3 separate regions of the Homo sapiens genome follow, and all the other regions are linked to region 1. Evidence: read pairs that join two places in POLR2A ChIA-PET (ENCODE). Cell type or tissue: CD4-positive, alpha-beta T cell. All regions are shown on one strand. Links, peaks and the distances in the headings refer to the core of each region. The heading gives the core; the rest is flanking DNA. Region 1 overlaps GATAD2A (GATA zinc finger domain containing 2A). Region 2 holds the start of LOC124904656 (a long non-coding RNA gene). Region 3 overlaps LOC124904656 (a long non-coding RNA gene).

Region 1 (5,000 bases), core at 1-5,000:
CTGTTGGGGATGAGGTCCCCAGGTGGACAGGGAGAATGCACCTCCACCTCCAGGACATAGCACCCTTCCCTGTGACTCAAAGAAACCCCCATGCTCCCCACTCTGCCCCTGTTCCAGCCAGGCAGGGCCCCTCCCAGCACAGCCTCCCACCCTGTAAGCTCTGGGCTCAGTTCCATGAAGCCCATTTGAACCCAAGACCCTGAATGAGTTCTCGAAGCTGCTCCAGCCCACATGGACAAGGTGGAACTGACAGCCAGATCAGGGGGGCCGTGCCTGTGTGGCCTCACTTCGTTCTCACTGGTATAGGACCAGAGGCTACCCAGAGGTTCTGAGAGATGCAGGATGGAGCAGGGCCTCAGGTGCCCAGCAGAGCTGCTCCCTCCAGCCCCAGAGACCTCTCTTGTTGGGCCCCCTGTTGTGGTAGCAGGTCAGGGTCCTCAGCAGAGGGCTGGCTGGCGTGTACTCAAGGTGCACAGCAGCTCACTATGAAGCCTAAGGCCTGGAACTCTGCCAATCCCAGGCCCGGCACTGACGGCTGGCCTCACAGCGCCCGCCTGCCCTATGCCTGTGCCTCCCAGAGGCAGGCCACTGCGGGGCGGGGCCCTGCGGCACCCCTCCCCCACCTCAGGAAGGACAGGCACAGCTGGAGGGGGTGGGGCCAGCCCCCGAGTGCAGGGGGCTCCTTTGGCAGGAGCCTCCTCCACTGCCAAGACCAATGACGCAGGGCCTGCTACTGGCCAATCCTCGGCCACCACAGGACACTTGCTCCTGGGGAGGGCAGGTGCCAGTAAGGAGTGGCTCCTCCCTCCTCGAAGCAAGCGGGACTAGTGCCCCCAGCACAACAGGGCTGGCGGCCACCGCACAGCAAGCACAGACCCAGGAGCAAAGTTGTCAGGAAGAAGAAAGCGCGACAGATGACTCCTGCAAAGAGCAGTGGGGGGTACATTAGAACACTTCCTAAAAGTAGGTGAAGAGGCTAGGTCACCCTGACTGGCAAATGAGGATTCATTTCAAAATTCCCAGTGACAGGGGAGAGTGAGGGGAAGGCAGCTCCGGTGGCGGAAGTTCCAGGCAAGGGTTGTGCGGGAGCTGCCAGTGCATGGAGAGTAGCCCCGTCCTGGGGGCTGAGATCCTCTGCCGGCTGCTGCCTGCACAGACAGATCCCAACAGCAGTGTGCCCATTTGAAAGAGGAGAGCACTGAGGCTGCCAGGGCTGCCTGAGACACAAGGTTGAAGGTCAGCCTCACCCTCCTCCTCACTCTCTCCAAACACCCCAGGCCGGACTGCAAGCCAGCACAGATGAGCAGCACCAGCAAGGCTGAGTGGGCATCGGTCTCCTCTGATACGTCCCGCACACACTGGGCTGGCAGGTGGTGGGGGCGTAGCCCAGCTCTTCCTCAACTAGGGGCCAAAAAGGACAGGTTCCAGCCACACTAGAGACCCCACACAGGTACAGCGCAGCTCTGACCGGGAGCACCTCCATGGGCTTTAGGGCAGATAGGAATGCTGCTTTATTTTCGTAAAATGCCACCATCCAACTGGCCTGAGAGCCTCAGGCAGAAAACATGTTCTAGAACAATTCCAAAAGGCTGACTGATGCTGTGGCAGGAACCAGAACTCTTAAAGAGGACTTGGGGGACAAACAGAAGGCACCCAGCACACTTCTGGCACACCAGGCCAGTACGCATCTCTTGATAATTAAAAGAGAAATTAAGTACATGACACAAATCATAAAACCAAACCCCTGAGATCACAATGCTAATACTAACTCTACCATAAAATGCCATCTGTGGCACCCATCACTAACATACCCATAGTAACACCCTTATTTCAGACAGGAAGAAAGTGAGGCTTCGCAGTAAGTGGGTTAAAGCACTGGCGGGAGCAGCAGGGCTGATGCTCTTAACGGTGGATTTTAGGCGTCTTTCTGCCTCCTCACCCGACAGCAGCTCACCGAGCCTCCACTGTGGGCTGGGGACTCAGTGGTGAACAAGACAGAGGGAACACCATCCACCCCCATGCTGGAAAACGAGCGAAATGACAGAGGGTGTTGGTGACGGTGCTGTGGGGACACGAGGCAGAGCACGGGGCAGTCAGAGCACACAGAGGGACGGGGGCTGGGTGGAACGGGCGGCACCGGAAGCCAGCCCTGAAGGAGACAGGGCCTGAGCGGAGACATGTGCTGGGGGAAGCACTGGCCCAGGCCGGAGGGGAGGAATCTGGCTTGCTCTAAAGGATCACCTGGCTGGAGGACTGCAGGGCAGGGGAGCGGTTCCTATGGTGCAGCTACACTGGGGAAGGGGACAGAGCAGAGGGGAGTTGGGGCACTCCGGAGGGGGTTGCTTTCTTTCACTTGTTTTTGCCTGAGCAACTGGACCAGTGGGGCTGGCTTTTCTGAGATGGGGAGGAGCAGATTTGAGGAAGGAAGGTTGGGCTACAGTTCGGATGTGCTGAGTGCGAGGCCCACGATGAGCCCCACGGAGATGCTGAGGAGCAGAGCCCTGAACCTGGGGGCAGCCACTGTCCTCAGGAGGCACAGGGCACCTCAGGGCACCTCTTCCTATCAGGAAGGAAGAAGGGCCCATGAAGCAACCAGTGCTGAGTCAGATGATGACAACGGGGTCCAGGTGCTAGCCTCGCTAGCTGTGAGCTGCGCCCAACACTCAAGACACAAGGACCCTGTAGGCACACAGCTGCAGCAAGCCTGCGCCCAGGTGCCCACCTCCAGAGCGCCCCTGTGGCCCTGCCCTTCACACAGATTGATGCACAGCACAGATGGGCCTCTGGACCCAGAACCCCTGTCTACTCTCCTCCCGGCAGCATAGCCCGAGGAAGCTCCCAAAGCCACATCCTGGATCTGTACCCCCTTCAGTGGCTCTCCCACTTCCTAAGAGTCAAACCAGGGTACCTTGTTGTGGCCCAGAAGGACCTGTTGAGGGGGTAAGGAGAGAATAGGTGGGCCAAGTTTTGGCATTGGCAGAGCCTGCCTGACAAGCATACTTCTTTCCCATGCAGAACAGACACCTCCATCTGCTCAGAACTGTGGCCCGAGCCACTTCCTGACGCACATCTCTGAGTAACAGTGACTAGGACTCATTCCGGAAGGAAGCCACACCGGAAACAGCAGCTCTGGACTTCTCAATGTCAAACTTCATTAAGGCCAAGTACGAGAGATACAACTTAACTTGAGAGACAGAAAGGTGTTCCAAGCAGTCAGCTCCTACAACTAGACACAGCAGGGAACAGAGACTTGGTCTCAGCTCCATCACACACACGCTGGCTGGCCATGGGCCAGGGGAGAGGTCTGTCAATCAACCACAGGACCAAGGACACAAGATGGACACAGAAGCTTCAGTGGGCCAAGAGAGGATGCCACTGCCCCTTCTTCCACAGTGTTTATCAAAGATGTCCATGCAGCTTAAATTATCTACCCTCTGTGCCACATGCTAGATAGAGACTCTCAAATTCTAAACAGTCAACCCAAACTTTTTTCTTTAAGAACAAGGTCTCACTATGTTGCCCAGGCTGGACTCAAAACACCTGGGCTCAAGTGATGCTTGAGCTGAGCCTCAGTTTTCCCATCCCTACTTCACAGACAATGCTATGTGAAGAAAAATGGAAAGAACTGTGGGAGAAAAGTTGCAGAATAGCATAGTACCATTTACATGGTTTAAAAAAAAAAAAAAGGTGTATATAGGGAAAAAACTGAAAGTAACTTCACTAAAATCAAAACTGAAAGGAACTGGACCAAAATCAGTGGTAGTAATCTCTGAAGAGTAGATTATTAAGAAACTTTCACTTACTATAGTAAACATTTCTGTATTGCTTGAATTCTTTAACAGTGACTATGAATCAGTCCTGTATTCAAAGAAAGCAAGGATTAAAAAAGAAAACCAGATAAAACAACAGCCCCACCTGCTAAGGATGAGAATCAAAAGCACAAGTGTGAAGCCAGGCACAGTGGCACATGCCTGTAGTCCCAGCTACTCAGGAGACCAAGGCAGGAGCATCACTTGAGCCCAGGTGTATGAGTCCAGGCTGGGCAACATAGTGAGGCCATGTTTCTTAAAGAAAAAAGGAAAGAAAGAAACTAACAAAGAAAGACAGTACCTCATCCAGGCGAGGAGGAAGGAGGCTCCCTAGGGTGAGAAGCTCTGGAGAGAGGGGGAAGCTGGCTCCTCCAATACTCCAACGCATAGGACTAAGGACACAAGATGGACACAGAAGCTTCAGTGGGCCGAGAGAGGATACCACTGCCCATTCTTCCAGTGTTTATCGAAGATGTCCACGCAGCTTAAATCATCTACCTTCTGTGCCATATGCTAGAGACTCTCAAATTCTAAACAGTCAACCCAAACCCCCCAGCTCATTCCCACAGCCCGCCTTCTATATAGGCCACAAGCCTCCCTGAGTGGCCACAACCACCAGGCCACAGCGTACCTCACCAGAGCCCTGGCAACAATCTCCGTGCCACTCAGGAGCTTCATCTCTCACTGCAACTCAATGTTAAGCTCTCAATGGCAGAAACTTTTTTTCACCATTCATCTTCATTTTCAGTGTAGAGCAAACAGTATGGGCTTGGTATGCACTGCTGAGTTACGCCTACGTTTCTGTAAATTAGACTCATGAAGCATGTGATTCCCAGGGTTGCCCTACAGGGCAAAGAGGAGCAAACAAGTAAAGTGCTTTCATTTAAAACTCCAAGACATGGGGACTGAGATGGCGTCTCCCAGACTGAGGCCAGGGCAGGAAAAGGAATTAGGCGAGACGTTCCAGGCAGGGGAACAGCATGCGCCAAGCAGCTGAGCAGGGAGGGTTTCAGGCCAAGGAAGGGAAAGCCGTGGTGAGTCCTGAACTACAGGCTTTCTCAAAAGGAGAACAGATGTCTACTACTCACTGGCTGACGCTGGGTTCTTAACCCTTGGTGGCCTGAAAAGTAAAGACACACCAGAGATACAGACATCTTCTCTCTCTCATGTTATCAGGATGGACCCCAGCCT
Region 2 (10,536 bases), core at 2,995-7,994, 75 kb after region 1:
GCGTACATAGTTCATCTATTTTCTTCTTCCCACAATTCTTCAAGTCCATTATAATCTTCTATCTTGCCTGTGGTCTAATTAGAGTAATACATCTCCCTACTTGCCCTTAATTCACAAATTACCCCATTTTACAGGGGGAGACACCAAGGCCAAGAGAAACACAAATGCCCTGCCATACAGTAAACCCATCTCACATCTGGTATCAGAACACAGAAAACTCTTGCTAAGAGACGCAGTAGGGGAGTGGGTTTTCCAAGAGACATACCAAGTTTCTTTCTCTTTGGGCATTTTTAGCCTTGGCAGAATATCAAGCGCTTCCTGGTCTGTGAGTCCAGGCCAGGAATACAACAAGCAGCCTTTACTGCACACCAACTGTGTGCCAGGAGCTGTGCTGTCCACCTCCAGTTCATCATCTCGGATTCATTCATTCATCCATCTAGTAAGCACCTCCCATCATCAGTAAGCAACTTGACACACACATTCACAGCAATGTGTTCCCTCGAATATTTAATAACATGCCAATTTTGTGCCATCACTTGTCCAAGGCCACATAACTAAGAAGGGCAGCACCAGAATCTGAACTGGCTCCTTCTGACTTCAAAGTTGTCCATTCCCTTTTTAACATCCCATCTGCTGGTCCTATAGGTTTTATTTAAAATAATAGGTCGGTCACAGTGGCTCACGCCTGTAATCCCAACACCTTGGGAGGCTGAGGCGGGCAGATCACTTGAGCTCAGGAGTTTGAGACTAGCCTGGGCAACATGGTGAGACCTCGTCTCTACCAAAAATACAAAAATATAGCCGGGCGTGGTGGCATGCGCCTGTGGTCCCAGCTACTTCAGAGGCTGAGGTGGGAGGATCACGTGAGCCAGTAGGGCAGAGGTTGCAGTGAGCCGAGATCGCACCACTGCACTCCCGCCTGAGTGACAAAGTGAGACCCTGTCTCAAAAAAATAAAATAAAATAGTAAATACGTGCAGGCACTTCTCTACCCTCACCTCAGGCACTTCTCTACCCTCATCTCAGTCCCAAACTCCCCTCCAACTTTCCCTTCCCCTGAGGGCAGTGCCTACAGCTGACCAGGAAGAGGCAGGAGAAGAGCAACCAAGTCTGCAGCAGCCTCCTGCCTGGACTTGACTTAGCCCAGCAGCAGAGGGCCCAGGAAAGTCTCCAAGCACTTCTCCCCAGAAGAAAATAGCTCGAGTTGAAACTTGTGTCCACATGGTCCACCGACAGATTTAGAACTCAAATTATAGCCTCGGCAGGAGTCTTCACAAAGGACTCAAATTAAGCAAGACCCAGATGGAAATGAACAGGAGAGAGACTGCCCTCAGTCAAACTGTAAAGTGAACTGCAGTTCCAATGGAGTCAGAGGGAAGAACTTGTTGAAATGCTAAACCAAACACTAGCGCAGCCTATACTTCAGAACTCTACTTCAGTCAAACTCTCCCCACATTTTTAGCTTGAGACTTGTGCGTGGACACGAAGTGGTTACAAGTTACTCAGGTTTCAAACTGAGTTCATTCCTGTCCTTTGGACCATCTCTCAATGCCAGCATTCATCTACTTGGGCTCCACAGAGCTCTGCATTTGGCAAAGCAGATAAAATTAGCTACTGGAGTGAACTTGGAATCCAGGGTGGGCCATTAAAAAAAGTACATATGAGATTTGTAAACGCCACGTAAAAAGTTCCTTTTGGGCCAGGCCAAAGTCACCTAAAACTTACAGAAATGTCGTCAAATCCTGTCCCTTGCCTCCCTTCCCCTGTTTCTGGATCTAAGGTGATCCATTTCCTGCTTCTTGCTCTGTCTTTCAAACCAAACTGGCCTACGAACTAGGGATCCTATTTGATCAAGGATTGAATCAGGGGGTCTCGGGAGAGAAAATGCAACAGGAAGAGATGAAGGAGAGTTTTCTTTTCCTTTTTATTTTGATTTTTTTTCAGCACGGGGAGGGAAGGTTAAGTTATACTATGCAGGGGGAGGACTGAGGGATGGGACAGGAAGTGGGTCACTCCCACAGCTTGACAGTGTGATAATGGGGATACAATGTTTCTCCCTTGTCCCTTTTGTCTTCACAAAGGCCTGACAACACTGTGATGGCCTCACGGCTGGAAAATGGAGTAACTAAGGTGGTCATCTAGTAGCAGCTCCTGCTCCCCCAAATCTAGCAGGTCTTAGAGGGACATGAGGAAATCATGCTTTTTGACTTTCCCCTCCAGCCACAAAATCCTCCAGGCTCCTGGAAACCGAAATAAAAGTCCAGAGAATACCCCTAGAGTGGCAACAAAGACTGAAGGAGGGGTACATTTCTGCTCTCTTCCTCCACAGTTGGGGGAAAGTGGGTGCCACAGACAGAAAGAGGAGAAGCTTGGCCGGGCGCGGTGGTTCACGCCTGTAATCCCAGCACTTTGGGAGGCCGAGGCCGGCGGATCACCTGAGGTTGGGAGTTCGAGACCACCCTGACCCACATGGAGAAACCCCATCTCTACTAAAAATACAAAATTAGCCAGGTGTGGTGGCACATGCCTGTAATCCCAGCTGCTCAGGAGGCTGAGGCAGGAGAATTGCTTGAACCCAGGAGGCGGAGGTTGCGGTGAGCCAGAGATCACACCATTGCACTCCAGCCTAGGCAACAAGAGCGAAACTCCATCTCCAAAAAAAAAAAAAAGGAGGAGAAGCTTGATGTGAGTGCTCCAAGGATAAATAAAGAGTTTCTCCCTTAGAAAATCAAGAGGAAAGCCTCTAGAAAGAGGGCAAGTGGGAGGCAACCCCACGGAATTCAGAGGGACCCCTCAGGGAAGTGAAGAAGATCCACAGTGTCTCCCATCGGGAGACGGGATATCTTGGAAAAGGGGAGACACACTTCAGAGATGTGAGGAGCCTACAGGAGTGGGATATCTCAAGTTAAGGGGAAAACCTCTGGAGAAACTGGGGACCCCTCAGAAAACTGCAGGATCCATAGAGCATTTGGGGGCCCAGAAGAAATAGAAAAGAAGGATACTGGTAAAGTAGGGGTATACCTCAGAAAACTAACGATCCAGTCAGATGGGCATTTCAAAGAAGTGGGGGACCCCCTCAGGAAAGTGAAGGCACTCATCAAAAAGCGGGGGCCAGGCACGGTGGCTCACACCTGTAATCCCAACACTGTGGGAGGCCGAGGCGGGTGGATCACCTGAGCTCAGAAGTTCGAGACCAGCCTGGCCAACATGATGAAACCCCCTCTCTACAAAAATACAAAAATTAGCCAGGCATGGTGGTGGGTGCCTGTAGTCCCAGCTACTCAGGAAGCTGAGGCAGAAGAGTCGCTTGAACCCAGGAGGCAGAGGTTACAGTGAGCCCAGATCGCACCACTGCACTCCAGCCTGGGAGACGGAATGAGACTCTGTCTCAAAAAAAAAAAGAAAGGGGGACAAGTCAGAAAAGTAGGACCACAGCTGAGAGAGGTGGGGGTGGGGAGATCCCCACAGAGAGGCAAGGCTTCCTCCGAGAAGCAGCAATGTCTTCTGAAAAGAGGGGTCCCCCGGGGAAGAAGGGGTTCCCCAGGGGTCCACAAAAGGTGGGGGATCCCTCAGAGAAAGTACACCCTGATAGAATCAGGGGTCTCTCCTTAGAGGAGTGAGGATAGGGTCTTAGAGAGGCCAGGGCCCCTCAAAGAAAGCGGGGGACCCTCAGAGAGGCAGAGGGTCTCTCAGAGAGATGGGGATTCCCCTCAAAGAGGCAGGGGTCCCTCAGAGAAAGGGACTCCCCTCAGAGGCGGGGGTCCTCAGATAGGAAGGGGTCTCTAGGGAGGCAGGGGTCCCTCAAAAGGATGGGTTCCTGAGAAAAGTAGAGGGACCCTCAGTGAAGAAGGGAGTCCCCTCAGATAAGCGGGAATTCTCAAAGAGTTGGGGATCCCCAAAGAAGGGAGTTAGTTCCTGTCAAAGGCAGGATTCCTCAGAGAGGTGGGGGTTCCCTCCGGCAGGGGTCCTCAGAGAGGCGGGGGAGCCCCTGATAAGAGGGGTTGTCCCCTCAGAGAAGCAGGGTCGCCTAGAGAGACAGGGCTCCCCTCGGAGAGACGGGGGTTCCCTAGAGACGAGGTCCCCTAGAGAGACGGGGTCCCCTAGAGAGGTGGGGATCCTCTAGAAAGGCACGGATCCTCTAGAGAGGCAGCGTTCCCCTAGAGAAGCGGGGTCCCCTGCCTGGAGAGATGGGAGTCCCCTAGAGAGGCAAGGGTCCCCTAGATGGGAAGAAAGTCCCCTAGAAAGGTGGGGGTCGCTAGAAAGATGGGATCCCCTGCCTGGAGAGACGGGGTCCCCAAGAGAGACGGGGTCCCCTAGAGAGGCAAGGGTCTCCTGGAGAGGAGGGAGGCCCCTAGAGAGGCGGGTGTGTCCCCAAGAGAGGCGAGGGTCCCTAAGAGAGACGGGGTCTCCTAGAGAGGCGGGGGTCCCCTGGAGAGGCGGGGGGGCCCAGAGCAGGGGCTCCCCTGAGGGGGAAGTGCTGTGGAGAAGGGAGTAAACTCGGCCAAGGTAGTGCGGGAGAAGCGGAAGCCCCAGAGAGCCTGGGGCACCGGAAACCGGGGACCCGCCAGCGGCGCCTGCCCCTTACTCACCGAAGTTGCTCGGCGCCCTCGCTGACGGCGGCCGACGGCCTCGGGCGGCGCAGTCCGGTCAGGTCTTGTGGCGTCCCGCGGAGGCGACTCCCTCAGGTGGCGCCCGCGGCGGCCGCTGTGGCGGCGGCGGCAGCGGCGACAGGACAGACGACCGACCGACCGACTGCGCGGGCGGCGCGGGGCGCGCTCGGGCGGCGGGGGTGCGCGTGCGCGCGCCGGGGCGCTGACCCTGGGCGGGAGGAGCCGCCGCGCAGCGCTCGGAGCCGCAGCTCAGTCTCGCGGCTCAGTCTCACACTGAAATTGCCCGCTTCACAGCCCGGCTTCCCCGGTTGCTAGGCAGATTTCGCCTCGCACACTTCCGGGTTGAGGCGCGTCTCTCCGAGTGAAGGCGCCACAAGCCAATGAGGTCCAGCCAGGACTCCCAGGACCCGCACCCCATGGAAGGTGTGGCCAGCTTCATGACAGACAGCGCATGACGACCAGTGAGTGCGCGGGCCGGCTGGTTCTCGGGATCGCGCCGCCGGCCGGGGCGGGTCCGAGGAGGCGGGACGGAATGACTGACAGGCATCCTGCCAATGGTAGATGGGAGCGGGCCGCAGAGCCACTCAAGGCCATGCGGGGGCGGGACTTAAACTTCGGGGCGGGAACCCCGCGAGGGGCGGGGCCTAGGGGGACGAGTCAATTCGTGGCCGGCTCCCTGGGACCCCGGAGGGCGGATCGCCTGGGCCACCCGGCGGCCGGCAACTGGCTGGGCAGGGGGTTCCCCGCAGTGCTCTGCAGGGGCTCCCCACCCATAATGCACCGGAGGCGGCCTTGGCCAGGCGGGCGTGGGGCAGCTACGACGGGCTGCGAGCGGCGCCTCTGAGGAGCCCGGGCGCTTCGTGGCCTGGCAGTGTTTCTAAGGGGCTCCGGTGGCCGCGCGCTCTTTCTGCCTCGTCTTGTGGCTTCGACCCTCTCTATCCAGGAGAATCTTGGAGATTCTGGCGCGCGCCCCGGTTCTGAGAAGACTCTGCTTCGGGATTCTTTTCCCTGGCCCCCGTTCTGAGGAGGATCTTCGGAAATCTTGCCCCGACCCCTCTTCTGAGAGAGTTTGGGGGTTTCTTGCCCTGCCCGGTTTTCTGAGGACAATTGCCGGGATCACGATTATGTTGTAGATTCGGGACCCCAGCTCTGTTTCCTAAGAAAACATGGGAGTTCGGGATCCCTAAGGAGCATTTGGAGAATCCAGGGTCCACCGCCTTTTCCGAGGAATATTTGGGGCACATACACTCCTTTTCTAAGCACTCTTGGGGGCCGCTCTCCCTGTCCCTCCTTTATCTGAGGAAAGTGAGGGCTGCGCGCCCCCCTCCACCTTCGTTTCTGAAGATATCTTGGGGATTTTCTGCCTCCCCTGTTTTCTCACTACACGAGGAATTTGGGACTTCAAGCACCTCGCCTCTCTCCAGAGAAGGATGGCAGGAGATGGGCGCCCCTCACCCCTTTACTAAGGAAATGCGACCGGGCGCGGTGGCTCACGCCTGGAATCCCAGCACTTTGGAAGGTTGAGACTGGAGGGTCGATTGAGCCCAGGAGTTTCAGACCAGCCTGGGCAACATGGCAAAATCCTGTCTCTACAAAAATTAAAATCAAAATGAAAAAATCAGCAGGGGTGGTGGCGCACACCTGTAGTCCCAGCTACTCCGGAGGCTGAGGTGGGAGGATCGTTTGAACCGAGAGGTCGAGGCTGCAGTGAGCCAAGATCGTGCCACTGCACTCCAGCCTGGGCGACAGAGCGAGACCCTGTCTCAAAAAAAAGAAAAAAGAAAGTTATCGGGCGCGGTGGCTCACGCTTGTATCCCAGCACTTTGGGAAGCCGAGGTGGGCGGATCACCTGAGGTCAGGAGTTCGAGACCAGTCTGGCCAAGATGGTGAAACCCTGTCTTTACTAAAAATACAAAAATTAGCCGGGCGTGGTAGTGGGCGCCTATAGTCCCAGCTACTCGGGAGGCTGAGGCAGGAGAACCGCTTGAACCTGGGAGGCAGGTTGCAGTGCGCCGAGATCCACCACTGCACTCCAGCCTGGATGACAGTGAGACTCCGTCTCAAAAAGAAAGAAAGAAAAAGAAAAATGCGAGGGAGTTGTGCTCCATGTGCTTTTCTAAGCAGCATCTGAGTGTGGGAGGAAGGGGTCCCCTTTTCCTGAAACTTCGACTTTCTGACGCCTCAGCCCTAGGACAATGCGGTGAGTTAGACCTTTTTAGAAAAGCAACCCAGGCCGGGCGCGGTGGTTCACGCCTGTAATCCCAGCATTTTGGGAGGCTGAGGCGGGCGGATCACGAGGCCAAAAGATCGAGACCATCCTGGCTAACACAGTGAAACCCCGTCTCTACTAAAAATACAAAAAATTAGCCAGGTGTGGTGGCGGGCGCCTGTAGTCCAAGCTACTCAGGAGGCTGAGGCAGGAGAATGGCGTGAACTCGGGAGGCGGAGCTTGCAGTGAGCGGAGATGGCGCCACTGCACTCCAGCCTGGGCGACAGAGGGAGACTCCCTCTCAAAAAAAAAAGAAAACGAAAGAAAAGCAGCCCATTTTGCCCCCTTTCCCTTTTTTTTTTTTTTTTTTTGACACAGTCTCACTCTGTTGTGCAGTGGCACTATCTTGCCATCTCCGCCTCCCAGGTTCAAGCCATTCTCCTGCCTCAGCCTCCAGAGCAGCTCGGATTACAGGCATGCGCCACCACACCAAGCTAATTTTTGTATTTTTAGTAGAGACAGGGTTTCACCATGTTGGCCAGGCTGGTCTTGAACTCCTGACCTCAAGTGATCCACCCGCCTCGGCCTCTCAAAGTGCTAGAATTACAGGTGTGAGCCACCGCGCCCAGCCTCCTATTCTTTTTGAGGAGAATTTTTCCATGCAGCTGTCCACTTTTTCCCAAGGGACACATTTGTGGCCCTTCCCAAATGTGTCCCGTTTGCCTCTTCAGCCCTGCAGTTTCCTTCTCTGCTGAGTAAGATCCTTCCAAGAAGCATTCCTGCTTCACAGTCACCCCCAGATAAAATCAGTCACCCCAAACTCTTGAAGAATCACCTGAGCCTGGGAGGTCAAGGCTGCAGTGAGCCATGATCGCACCACTGCACTCCAGCCTAGGTGACACAGTGAGACCCTGTCTTAAAAAAAAAAAGTCACCCCAAACTCTGGGAAGCAAGAGTATTTTTTTTTCTTTTTGTTTGTTGGTTCTTTGAGACAGGATTTTGCTCTGTCACCCAGGCTGGAGTACAGTGGCAAGATCATGATGGAACCTCCATTCCTTGGGCTTAGGTGATCCTCCTGACTCAGCCCCTGAGTAGCTGGTACCGCTAGTGCATGCCACAAGACCTAGGGGTTTTTTTGTTTGTTTTGTTTTGTTTTGTCTTGTGAGATGGAGTCTTGCTCTGTCGCCCAGGCTGGAGTGCAGGGGGGTGATCTTGGCTCACTGCAACCTCCGCCTCCCAGATTCAAGCGATTCTCCTGCTTCAGCCTCCTGAGTAGCTGGGATTACAGGCGCGTGCCACCACGCCTGGGTAATTTTTGTATTTTTAGTAGAGATGGGGTTCCACCATGTTGGCCAGGCTGGTCTCAGACTCCTGACCTCGTGATCTGCCCCCCTCAGCTTCCCAAAGTGCTAGGATTACAGGTGTGAGCCGCCGCGCCTGGCAACCTAAGTTTTTACATTAAAAAAAAAAAATTTAAAACAGAAGGTCTCCTTCTGTTGCCTGGGCTGGTCTCAAACTCCTGGCATCAAGCAATTCTCCCGCCTCAGCCTCCCAGTGTGGCCGAATTACCTTCCAATGCGCTAGAATTACAGGTGTGAGTCACCGTGCCCAGCCCCAACTGTGTTTGCACCGCTGCTAAAGCATGAAGCATGTACTGTGGCCTACCAGGGATCAGGGCCTTCACTTGTGTCTTCCCCCTTCACTTGATTCTGAACTTCTTGCCTCATTTCCCCTCCAAAGAACCCAGCTTTGTCCTTAGTAGGCAATCCCATTGAATGAAAGGAGTGAAGATGGCAGTAATGAATGAGAAAGACCTGCAACACTGATGATTCAATATGGCAAACTTCTTTTTTTTTTTATTTGAGATGGAGTCTTTCTCTGTTGCCCAGGCTGGAGTGCAGTGGCACGATCTCGGCTCACTGCAACCTCCGCCTCCCAGGTTCAAGCAATTCTCCTGCCTCAGCCTCCTGAGTAGCTGGGATTACAGGCACACACCACAATGCCCGGCTAATTTTTTTGTATTTTTAGTAGAGATGGGGTTTCACCATATTGGCCAGGCTGGTCTTGAACTTCTGACCTCAAGTGATCCGCCCACCTCGACCTCCCAAAGTGCTCGGATTGCAGGCGTGAGCCAGCAGGCCCAGCCGGCAAACTTTTTCGAAGAGACAGGGTCTTGCTATGTTGCCCAGGCTGGACTCAAACTCCTGAGCTCAAGCAATCCTCCTGCCTCAACCTCCCAAGTAGCTGGTACTGTGGTCGAAGGCTGCTGTGACTGGCATGTCAAACTTTTATTGTGCTTACTTTGTACACAGAAGTGTCCAAGGTGCAAAGATGCCTGAATTATATGCTGGAACTTGTGAGTAAAAATAAATGCAGTAAAGGGAAATAGGCTTGTTATACCAGGCAGAATATTATACTGAAGAGGTACCAAGAAACTGTTGTAGGAATGTAGAGGAGGAAGTGATTAAATGAGATAATGGATGTGAAAGTGCTTTGTAAACCATGAAACAGTATACCCAGTAGAAAAGATGATTATTATTGTTACAAGTGCGCTGATGTTCCTGGAAGAAAAATAAAGAATAAATTCAATCACAATGATGGGAGGTTGGCAGGGAGCCCTGTGGGGCCTGACTCCCTGAGCGAGCTCAACCTGTCCCCAAGTGGCAAGGCTGATAGAGTCCTTGGCTAGGGAAAGAAGCCATTGTAAACATGAAGACAAGCTGTTCCCAGAGCACCTTCTGTGCACCTGTGTCATAGTACTTACCACATCCTGCAAGTGTCTGAGGCAGTCCAGGTGGACAATAAACACTTGGACTTTGGTGGTTGGCAGAGCTGGGGTCGAACCCACACCTGCCAGTCCCTAGAGAGGCCAGTTACTGTCTTTACCATATAAGAAATCAGGGCTCATACCTGCAATTGTACCACTTTGGGAGGCCAGGGTGGGAGAATTGAGCCCAGGAATTTGAGACTCACCTGGGCAACATACCGGGACCCCCTCTCTACAAAAAAATAAAATAAAATTAGTGGCCAGGCACGGTGGCTCATACCGGTAATCCTGACACTTTGGGAGGCCGAGGTGGGTAGATCACCTGAGGTCAGGAGTTTGAGACCAGCCTGACCAACAAGGTGAAACCCCGTCTCTACTAAAAATACAAAAATTAGACGGGGATGGTGCAGGTACCTAAAATCCCAGCTACTCAGGAGGCTGAGGCAGGAGAATTGCTTGAACCCGGGAGGTGGAGGTTGCAGTGAGCCAATATCGTATCATTGCACTTCAGCTCTGGGCGACAGAGCAAGACTATGTCTCAGGAAAAAAAAGAAAGGCTGGGCATGGTGGCTCATGCCTGTAATTCCAACACTTTAGGAAGCCGAGGCGGGCGGATCACCTGAGGTTGGGAATTCAAGACCAGGTTGACTAACATGGAGAAACCCTGTCTCTGCTAAAAATACAAAATTAGCCAAACGTGGTGGCATGTGCCTGTAATCCCACCTACTCGGGAAGCTGGGAATCCCAGCTACCCTGGAGGTTTTAGTGAGCCGAGATCGCGCCATTGCACTCCAGCGTGGGCAACAAGAGTGAAACTCCATCTCAGGAAAAAAAAAGATCCAGCCATAAAATACAAGTGGGATGGCCGGATGTGGTGGCTCACGCCTGTAATCTCAGAACTTTGGGAGCCCGAGGCAGGCGGATCATGAGGTTAGGAGATTGAGACCGTCC
Region 3 (10,536 bases), core at 3,323-8,322, 87 kb after region 1:
TCATGTGCTCTCGGCTCACTGCAGCCTCTGCTTCCCAGGTTAAAACGATTCTCTTGCCTCAGCCTCCTTAGTAGCTGGGATTACAGGCATGAACCTAATTTTTGTATTTTTAGTAGAGACGGGGTTTCCCAATGTTGGCCAAGCTAGTCTTGAACTCGTGACCTCGTGATCCGCCTGCCTTGGCCTTCCAAAGTGCTGGGATTACAGGCGTGAGCCACTGCACTCATATTAACATATTAAGTTTTAGGTTCTTAATATGGTTCCGCTTTGCACAAGGACTCAACAGGGCTTAGACCTCGCCTCCCTTCATGTCACCATTCCTGCACATGGGCCCAATTTTAGATTCAGACAATACAAGTTTAGGATTCAGCTGTAAGTGGCCGGGTGCAGGGCCTCATGCCTGTAATCCCAGCACTTTGAGAGGCCGAGGCAGATGGATCACCTGAGGTCAGGAGCTCAAGACCAGCCTGGCCAACATGATGAAACCCCATCTCCACTAAAAATACAAAAATTAGCCAGGCATCTGCCGGGCGCGGTGGCTCATGCCTATAATCCTAGCACTTTGGGAGGCCGAGGCGGGCGGATCACAAGGTCAGGAGATCGAGACCATCCTGGCTAACATAGTGAAACCCCGTCTTTACTAAAACTACAAAAAATTAGCCGGGCGTGGTGTCGGGCGCCTGTAGTCCCAGCTACTCAGGAGGCTGAGGCAGGAGAATGGGGTGAACCCAGGAGGCGGAGCTTGCAGTGAGCCGAGATGGCGCCACTGCACTCCAGCTTGGGCGACAGACCCAGACTCCGTCTCAAAACAAACAAAAAATTAGCTGGGCGTGGTGGCAGGCACCTGTAATCCCAGCTACTCAGGAGATTGAGGCAGGAGAATCACTAGAACCCGGGAGAAGGAGGTTGCAGTGAGCCGAGATCGCACCATTGCACTCCAGCCTGGGCGACAAGAGCAAAACTCCTTCTCAAAAACAAACCAAACAGACCAAACAACCTACAAGAACAACAACAACAAAAAAAAAAAAGAAAGAAAGAAGAAAGAGATACCACGTGACAGAATCGCCAAGGATGTGCCTTCTTTTCCTTGGTGGTAGCCGTGATTGCATCTCTGCACCAAGGCGTTTCCCTTCCTGGCTCTGGGAAATCATGTGGGCAAACTGGCTAAGTGACATTCACATCCAAATAGGGAAATGGGAACGGAGCCAGGCCACTCCACAAGAGACAAGGGAGGCGGAGCCTCAGTGGTAGCTAGAAAAGTGAGGGTTCCCTGGTGCTAGCCTGTGAGACCTCCTGTTGATGCTGTACCCTTGGACAAAGGAAGCAGTGCCCACTGGCAATGAGGAATGATGGCTAATTAATACCAGTGGGAAGGGTAATAAGCAGAAGAGCTAAAGCACTCTGGTGTCAATGACAGTGGCGGTTCAGGTGCACAAAGCAAGGTGCCCTCCATCATTACCCCCTAAGATTATTGGACTGCATAATTCATTTGGGGCTGGGTGCAGCTACTCACACCTGTAATCCTAGCACTTTAAAATTGCTTGAGCCTGGGAGTTCGAGACCAGCCTGGGCAACATGGTGAGACTTTGTCTCCACAAAAAATAAAAAATTTAGCTGGGCGTGGTGGTGCATGTCTGTAGTCTCAGCTATTCAGGAGGCTGAGGCAGGGAGATCACGTGAGTCCAGGAATTTGAGGCTGCAGTGAGCTATGATAGTGCCACTACACTCCAGCCTGGCCAGAGTGAGACCCTGTCCCCCCATACCCCAAAAAAGAAAACATATTTATTTGGATTTGCCAAGCACTTTCAGGTTCACATATGTTAACTGTTAATCCATTACAACCTGCATCCTTTGGGAAGCCCATCAGAATTGGTCTTGGTTCTTCCAGGGAAAATGTGTTGAAAAAGTCAGTGTCTAGGCAGGATGCGGTGGCTTACGCCTGTAACCCCAGCACTTTGAGAGGCTGAGGCCGGCAGATCATTAGGTCAAGAGATTGAGACCATCCTGGCCAACATAGTGAAAACTGTCTCTACTAAAAATACAAAAATTGGCCGGGCACGGTGGCTCATGCTTGTAATCCCAGCACTTTGGGAGGCTGAGGTGGGCCTATCACCTGAGGTCGGGAGTTCAAGATCAGCCTGACCAACATGGAGAAACCCTGTCTCTATTAAAAAAATATATATAAAATTAGCCGGGCATGGTGGCACTTGCCTATAATCCCAGCTACACGGGAGGCTGAGGCAGGAGAATCGCTTGAACCCGGGAGGCAGAGGTTGCAATGAGCGGAGATCACGCCATTGCACTCCTAGCCTGGGCAACAAGAGCAAAACGCAAAACTTCGTCTCAAAAAAAAAAAAAAGTAGCTGGTCTTGGCGCGTGCCTGTAGTCCCAGCTACTTGGGAGGCTGAGGCAGGAGAATCACTTGAAACCAGGAGGCAGAGGTTGCCGTGAGCCGAGATCGCACCACTGCACTGCAGCCTGGCAACAGAGCAAAACTCCGCCTCAGGAAAAAAAAAAAAAAAAAAAAAAAAAAAAATATATATATATATATATATATATATATATATATATCTAATGTTACAGATTCTGGTTTATTGGCTAATTACTATACATTTTTTCAGTTTAAAAAAATAATCTTGGGTCGGGAGCGGTGGCTCACGCCTGTAATCCCAGCACTGTGGGAGGCTGAGGCGGGCGGATCATGAGGTCAGGAGATCGAGACCATCCTGACTAACACGGTGAAACCCCATCTCTACTAAAAATACAAAAAAAGAGTTAGCAGAGCGTGGTGGCGGGGGCCTGTAGTCCCAGCTACTCCAGAGGCTGAGGCAGGAGAATGGTGCGAACCGGAGAGGCGGAGCTTGCAGTGAGCTGAGATTGCGCCACTGCACTCCAGCCTGGGCTACAGAGCAAGACTCTGTCTCAAAAAAAAAAAAAGAAAAGAAAAAAAATCTTATTTTATATACGTCTCTCAGTATAATTTTTTTCATGACATTTCAGCGTGTTGATGATATGTTTATGTGTGCCTCATTTCGGTGCCTTAAAGTACTTTGAGACCAATATTTTGATAACAGTTAAAGAACTGTTAAGAATGAGATACTCTCTGGGAGCAGTGGCTCACGCCTGTAATCCCTCCACTTTGGGAGGCCGAAGCAGGCGCATCACCTGAGGTCAGGATTTCTAGACCAGCCTGCCAACATGGCGAAACCCTGTCTCTACTAAAAATACAAAAATTACGGGCGCCTGTAGTCCCAGCTACTTGGGAGGCTGAGGCAGGAGAATGGCGTGAACCTGGCAAGGTGGAACTTGCAGTGAGCCAAGATTGAGCCACTGCATCCAGCCTGGGAGACAGCGAGACTCCGTCTCAGTAAATAAATAAATAAATAAATAAATAAATAAATAAATAAAACAAAAATTAGCCAGGAGCGGTGGCAGGCGCCTGTAATCCCAGCTACTCAGGAGGCTGAGGCAGGAGAATCACTTGAACCTGGGAGGCAGAGGTTGCAGTGAGCCAAGAGTGTGCCATTACACTCCAGCCTGGGCGATAGAGTGAGACTCTGTCTCAAAAACAAGAAAAAAAAAAGAAAAAGTCATTGTCTATTTCCAGAGAGAAACAGACACAGCCAAACCAACAGGTTGGCCTAAATACTCCTGCTGCTTCACCAGAGAAAGTCAGGTAGCACCTGAATTATACAGAGGTGGGGAGCAGAGTATAGCTTTATTAGTGTTGGTTGGCTAGAAAATCTGGAATTAAGTCCAGATGGAGCTCAGGAACTCTTTCAGCCAGGCCTTTTTAGATCTCTAGGTCAAAAACCTAACAGCAAATCTTCTTGTAATTAAGTGGGATTAGACCCTTTTCTGAGGCAAAAGGTATTAGGTAGACACTAGACGCCTGAAGTATAGAAGACTTCTAAGTCAAAACAGTGACTTCCCTAACCAGGAAGGAATGCATTTCTGAACTGGAGGGAGTTCATTTTGGGCACTTGTGGCCACTTTGCATACAGAAGGGAGGAGCCCAACCCAGTGTTAGATGGGAAAAAGATGCCTTATGCTACTCAGGGAAAAGAATTCACCTTGAGATTCTGTAGGATCTGAGCTCTTTTGCATCCCAGACACACAGTTACATCTGAGTGTAACTGAGCCTAAAATACAGGTCAGGGCTTTCATCCACATGCATTTCAAGCCTTTCTCTTGGCTTCTTTTCCCCTCTTTTTGCCTTTTCTTCCTTTCTTTCTGATTTTAGAGACAGGGTCTTGCTCTGTTGCTGAGGCTGGAGTGCAGTGGCATGATCACAGCTCACTGCAGCCTCAACCTCCCCAGCTCAAGCGATCCTCCCACCTCAGCCTCCCGAATACCTGGGACTGCAGGTGCAGGCCACCACGCCTAGCTAATTTTTAAGTTTTTTTGTAGAGATGGGAGTCTTATTATGTTCGCCAGGCTGCCCTTGAACTCCTGGGCCCAAGCAATCCTCTCACCTCGGCTTCCCAAAATGTTGGGATTACAAGCGTGAGCCACCACACTCAGCCAACTTTATTATTATTATTTTTTAAAGAGATGAGGTCTCGGCCAGGCACGGTGGCTCACGCCTGTAATCCCAGCACTTTGGGAGGTCGAGGTGGGCAGATCACGAGATCAGGAGATTGAGACCATCCTGGCTAACATGGTGAAACCCTGTCTCTACTAAAAATACAAAAAATTAGCCGGGCGTGGTGGAGGGCGCCTGTAGTCCCAGCTACTTGGGAGGCTGAGGCAGGAGAAAGGCATGAACCCAGGAGGCGGAGCTTGCAGTGAGCCAAGATGGCACTACTGCACTCCAGCCTGGGCGACAGAGTAAGACTCCGTCTCAAAAAAAAAAAAAAAAAAAAAAAAAAGAGATGAGGTCTCATTATGTTGCTAGTCTCACTTTGAACTCCTGGGCTTCAAGCTAGCCTCCTATATCAGCCTCCCAAGTCACTGGAACTACAGGTGTGTGACTACACCCAGCTGAGCCCTTTTTAAGATCCAGGTCTCAGGCCGGGAGTGGTGGCTCACGCCTGTAATCCCAGCACTTTGGGAGGCCGAGGCAGGCAGATTACGAGGTCAGGAGTTCAAGACCGGCCTGGCCAACATAGCGAAACCCTGTCTCTACTAAAAATACACAAATTAGCTGGGCATGGTGGCGGGCGCCTGTAGTCCCAGCTACTTGGGAGGCTGAAGCAGGAGAATCGCTTGAACCTGGAAGGCGGAGGTTGCAGTGAGCCAAGATCACCCCACTGCACTCCAGCCTGGGCGACGGAGCAAGACTCTATCTCACCAAAAAAAAAAAAAAAAAAATCCAGGTCTCAGTGCCAGGCGCGTTGGTGGCACGCACCCATAGTCCTAACTACTTGGGAGGCTGAGACAGAAGATCACTTGAGGAGTTTTAAGGCTGCAGTGAGCCAAGATTATGCCACTGCACTCCAGCCTGGGTGACAGAGCAAGACCTTGTGTCTAAAAAGCAAGGGGGTGGCCAGGCACGGTGGCTCACGCCTGTAATCCCAGCACTTTGGGAGGCCGAGGCAGGTGGATCATGAGGTCAGGAGTTTGAGACCAGCCTCACCAACATGGTGAAAACCCTGTCTCTACTAAAAATACAAAAATTAGCTGGGGGTGGTGGTGCATGCCTGTAATCCCAGCTGTTTGGGAGGCTGAGGCAGGAGAATCGCTTGAGCCTGGGAGGTGGAGGTTGCAGTGAGCCGAGATCACGCCACTGCACTCTAGCCTGGGCAAAAAGACCAAGACTCCATTTCAAAGAAAAAGAAAAGGAGGCGGAGTGGGGTGGGGCCTCAGCTTGTGGACAGGCATTATGGTCACAGGAGCTACTCTTGTCCTTCCTGAGTTGGGACTGAGCACAGCAGCCCAGCCAGCTGGTAGGAGGGAGTGGCTGATCACTTGGGCCTGGGAGGAGTCAGGAGTTTATTCTGACCGGAAGAGGAAATGACTGTTTCGCAAAGTGCACTGAGCTTTGAGCTTTTTTTACCCCGCTGGTAAAATTATTTGTTTGAACTTCATCAGCTTCCTTTATTCAAGGATGTCATTGAGCATCTAGGGTGGCCACATTTAGCAAGTGAAAATATAGGATGCCCCATTAGATTTGGATTTCAGATCAGTCACGAATGAATACCCTTTTAGTATAAGTGTATCCCAAAGCATCTTCCATGTGCCAGGAGTCAGTCTGGGTTTGGATAATCCACTTAATACACAGACTGGTGCCTTCCAAGGAACTGGTCAAACACGAAGGTCAGAGTCTTTTGTGGCTTGGGAGACACAAACAGGCTGCAAAATCCACTTCAAAATCCACTTCCAGGTCAGGCACAGTAGCTCATGCCTGTAACCCCCCAACAATTTGGGAGGCTGAGGCAGGAGGATCGCTTGAGGCCAGGAGTTTGAGACCAGCCTGGGCAACAAAGCAAGACTCCATCTGTACAAAAAATAATTTAAAAATTGGCTGGACATGGTGGCTTACCCCTGTAATCCCAGCACTTTGGGAGGCTAAGGTAGATGGATCATTTGAGGACAGGAGTTTAAGACCAACCTGACCAACATGGCAAAACTCCATTTCTACTAAAAATATTAATACAAAAATTAGCCAGGCGTGGTGGCATGTGTCTGCAATCCCAGATACTCTGGAGGCTGAGGCAGGAGAATCACTTGAATCTGGGATGGGGAGTTGCAATGAGCAGAGATCACACCACTACACTCCAGCCTGGGTGACAGAGTGAGACTCTGTCTCAAAATTAATTAATTAATTAATTAAAAACTGTCTAAGTGTGGTGGTGTGCATTTGCAGTCCTAACTACTCTGGAGGCTGAGACTGGAGGATCCCTTGAGCCCAGGAAGCCGAGGCTGCAGTAGGCTACAATTGTGCCACTGCACTCCAGCCTGGGTGACAGAGCAAAACCCTTTCTCTAAAAAAAAAGAGTTAAAAATGTTGCTGGGCACGGTGGCTTATGCCTGTAATCCCAGCCTTTTGAGAGGCTGAGGTGGGAGGATCGCTTGAGCCCAGGAGTTTGAGAACTGCCTGGGCAACATAGTGAGACCTCATCGCTACCAAAAAAAAAACAAAAACAAAAAAAACTCTACTTTGGCCCCAAATTATGACCCGTGTGGGTGTCCCCAATTCTAGTTAGATGCCCATGTTGTATTGGTCAAAATGCCATTGCCGGACAGGCATAGTGGCTCACGCCTATAATCCCAGCGTTTTGGGAGGCCAGGGCAGGAGGATCACTTGAAGTCAGGAGTTTGAGTCCAGCCTGGCCAACATGGTGAAACCCTGTCTCTACCAAAAATACAAAAATTAGCCAGGTGTGGTGCTGGGTGCCTGTAGTCCCAGCTACTTGGGAGGCTGAGGCAGGAGAATCACATGAGCGTGGGAGGCGGAGGTTGCAGTGAGCCGAGATCGCACCTGTGTACTCCAGCCTGGGCAACAGTATAACAGCGCGAGACTCCATTTCCAAAAATAATAATAATAATAATAATAATAATACCATTGCCATCTCCTGCATCACAGATGATACAGCAAATGTTACCTGGGAAAGCGAAGCTGGATGTTTAGTTTCTTCGGCAGCCAGACACCAGTCCTGACCCTTTACACAGGAGTTAAGAGAAAGTGTCCTTTTCTGAGGTTAGGGATTGGGGCATGTTCAGCACTTGCTGACCGCAGTGGCTTTGAGTACTGAGGTAAGTTTCTTGAAAAAGTTTCTAGCAAGAGATGCTGTGGCCATGGGCTACAGTTCCTGTCACGGGGCTGAGTGTATACAGTCGTGGGATCTGTGTGCAAAGCCCACCCCGGTCTCGTACCCGGCTGACAATGCATGTGGGTGTCCCCACAGCCAGACCAGGCCTGGGTGTGGCCAGCGGACATTCCAGGACACACCCAGGGAAGGAGTGTGTCACAAAGAATGCCCTGAAAAAGAATCCCCTTCAGCGAGGAACAGTGGCTCAGGGCTGGAATCCCAGCACTTTTGGAGGCTGAGGCAGGATTGCTTGAAGCCAGGAGTTCAGGACCAGCGTGGGTAACATAGTGAGACCCTGTCTCAATAAAAAATTAAAATAAGGCTGGGCGTGGTGGCTCACACCTGTAATCCCAGCACTTTGGGAGGCTGAGGCGGGTAGATCACGAGGTCAAGAGTTCTATCTAGACCATCCTGGCCCACATGGTGAAACCCCGTCTCTACTAAAAATACAAAAAAAATTAGCCGGGCTCGGCGGTGAGGGCCTATAGTCCCAGCTACTCAGGAGGCTGAGGCAGGAGAATCACTTGAACCTGGGAGGTGGAGGTTGCAGTGAGCTGAGATTGCGCTGCTGCACTCCAGCCTGGGCGACAGTGAGACTCCGTCTCAAAACAAACAAACAACAACAACAACAAAAATAAATAAATTAATTAAAAAATTAGCTGGGAGTGATGGCACCTGCCTATGGTCCAAGCTACTTGGGAGGTTGAGGAGGGAGGATTGCTTGGGCCTGGGAGTTTGAAGCTCCAGTTCCTGGCTACATCATGCCACTGCACTTCATCCTGAGAAATAGAGTAAGACCCTGTCTCCACACACAAAAATTATTTTATTTTTATTTATTTATTTATCTATTTATTTATTTATTTTGAGACAGAGTCTCGCCCTGTTGCCCAGGCTGGAGTGCAGTGGCACAATCTTGGCTCACTGCAATCTCCACCTTCCAGGTTCAAGAGATTCTCGTGCCTCAGCCTCCTGAGCACCTGGTACTACAGGCACCCGCCACCACACCTGGCTAATTTTTGCATTTTTAGTAGAGATGGGATTTCGCCATGTTGGCCAGGCTGGTCTCAAACTCCTAACCTCAAGTGATCCACCCGCCTCGGCCTCCTACAGTGCTGGGATTATAGACGTGAGCCACCGTACCCAGCCCCAACATTTTTTTTCAATTTGACTTTAGATTGGAGTGGCCAGAGAGGAGGGGGACCAGGCCTAATTGCACCTGGTGAATTTTTAAATTTTATGTAGAGATAGGGTCCCATCATGTTGCCAGGCTGGTCTGAAACTTCTGGGCTCAAGTGATCCTCCTGCCTCGGCCTCCCAAAGTGATGGGATTACAGGTATGAGCCATTGACGCTGGCCAAAAAAAAAAAATTTTTTTTTTTGAGACAGAGTTTTGCTCTTGTTGCCCAGGCTGGAGTGCAATGGTGCGATCTCGGCTCACCGCAACCTCCACCTCCCGGGTTCAAGCAATTCTCCTGCGTCAACCTCCTGAGTAGCTGGAATTATAGGCACCCACCACTACGCCTGGCTAATTTTTTGTGTTTTTAGTAGAGACAGGGTTTTCACCATGTTGGCCAGGCTGGTCTCGAACTCCTGACCTCATGTGATCCGCCTGTCTCAGCCTCCCAAAGTGCTGGGATTACAGGCGTAAGCCACTGCGCCTGCCACCCCCCCCTTTTTTTTTTTTTAAGACAGAATTTCTTTCTGTCTCCCAGGCTGGAGTGCAGTGGCATGATCCTAGCTCACTGCAATCTCTGCCTCCCAGGTTCAAACTATTTTCATGCCTCAGTCTCCCAAGTAGCTGGGATTACAGGTGCCCACCACCACATCCAGCTGATTTTTGTATTTTTAGTAGAGACGGGAGTTTCACCATGTTGGCCAGGCTGGTCTGGAACTCCTGACCTCAAGTGATCCACCTGCCTTGGCCTCCCAAAGTGCTGGGATTACAGGCGTGAGCTACCGCACATGACCAAAGAGAAAAAAATTTTTTTTTTGAGACAGATTCTCACTCTTCGCCCAGGCTGTAGTGCAGTGGTGCAATCTTGGCTTGCTGCAACTTCCACCTCCCAGGTTTAAGTGATTCTCCAGCCTTAGTCTCCCAAGTAGCTGGAACTACAGGCACAAACCACCAATGCCCGGCTAATTTTTGTATTTTTTGTAGAGATGGGGTTTCACCATGTTGTCCAGGCTGGTCTGGAACTCCTGACCTCAGGTGATCCACCCGCCTTGGCCTCGAAAATTGCTGGGATTATAGGTGTGAGCCACCGTGCCCAATTTTTGTATTTTTAGTAGAGACGGGGTTTCACCATGTTGGCTATGCTGGTCTCAAACTCTTGGCCTCCCAAAGTGCTGGGATTACAGACTCCCGAAGTGCTGGGATTTTTTTTTTTTTTTTCTGAGACAGAGTCTCGCTCTGTCGCCCAGGCTGGAGTGCAGTGGCGTGACCTTGCCTCACTGCAAGCTCCGCCTCCCGGGTTCACACCATTCTCCTGCCTCAGCCTCCTGAGTAGCTGGGACCACAGGTGCCCACCACCACGCCCGGCTAATTTTTTGTATTTTTAGTAGAGATGGGGTGTCACCGTGTTAGCCAGGATGGTCTCGACCTTCTGAGCTCGTGATCCACCCGCCTCGGCCTCCTAAAGTGCTGGGATTATAGGCGTGAGCCACCGTGCCCGGCCTGTGCTGGGATTTTTTGCCGCACTTGGCAAAAAAATTTTTTTAATAAAAAGGATCCTCTTGTCATATAGGTTTTGGGTATAGGGAGAACTAGTTGCCAAGAAAAAAA

Evidence for each region. Peaks named below come from ENCODE experiments on the same cell type or tissue, not always from the same donor. Only the 100,000 strongest peaks of a DNase experiment are listed, where the experiment ranks them.
Region 2: POLR2A ChIA-PET joins it to region 1 with 10 read pairs; 14 of 35 experiments call an interaction of 5 or more read pairs at or near these places.
Region 3: POLR2A ChIA-PET joins it to region 1 with 10 read pairs; 15 of 35 experiments call an interaction of 5 or more read pairs at or near these places.

The regions. Positions count from the first base shown.
Region 1 is chr19:19,458,055-19,463,054 of GRCh38, reverse strand. All of the region lies in intron 1 of GATAD2A (GATA zinc finger domain containing 2A), which reads right to left. Among named protein-coding and RNA genes, the nearest start is that of MIR640, 25 kb to the right of the region's middle. RefSeq lists enhancers at 1-781, 1,905-2,044, 2,375-2,494, 2,805-3,024, 2,921-3,215. In CD4-positive, alpha-beta T cell, for the core only: no CTCF peak of the experiment used is centred there; DNase peaks (open chromatin) are centred at 564, 2,094, 2,534, 3,084 and 1 weaker place; H3K4me3 peaks cover 2,625 bases; H3K27ac peaks cover 5,000 bases.
Region 2 is chr19:19,380,191-19,390,726 of GRCh38, reverse strand. It overlaps LOC124904656 (a long non-coding RNA gene), which reads left to right and starts at 4,590. Exons shown (of 2, transcript XR_007067163.1): 1 at 4,590-5,070. It also overlaps a transcript of GATAD2A not described here. RefSeq lists silencers at 4,661-4,800, 5,141-5,480. In CD4-positive, alpha-beta T cell, for the core only: no CTCF peak of the experiment used is centred there; DNase peaks (open chromatin) are centred at 3,472, 4,016 and 5,076; H3K4me3 peaks cover 2,916 bases; H3K27ac peaks cover 2,018 bases.
Region 3 is chr19:19,368,601-19,379,136 of GRCh38, reverse strand. All of the region lies in intron 1 of LOC124904656 (a long non-coding RNA gene), which reads left to right. Among named protein-coding and RNA genes, the nearest start is that of GATAD2A, 32 kb to the left of the region's middle. RefSeq lists enhancers at 130-775, 7,074-8,273. In CD4-positive, alpha-beta T cell, for the core only: no CTCF peak of the experiment used is centred there; a DNase peak (open chromatin) is centred at 5,936; H3K27ac peaks cover 1,442 bases.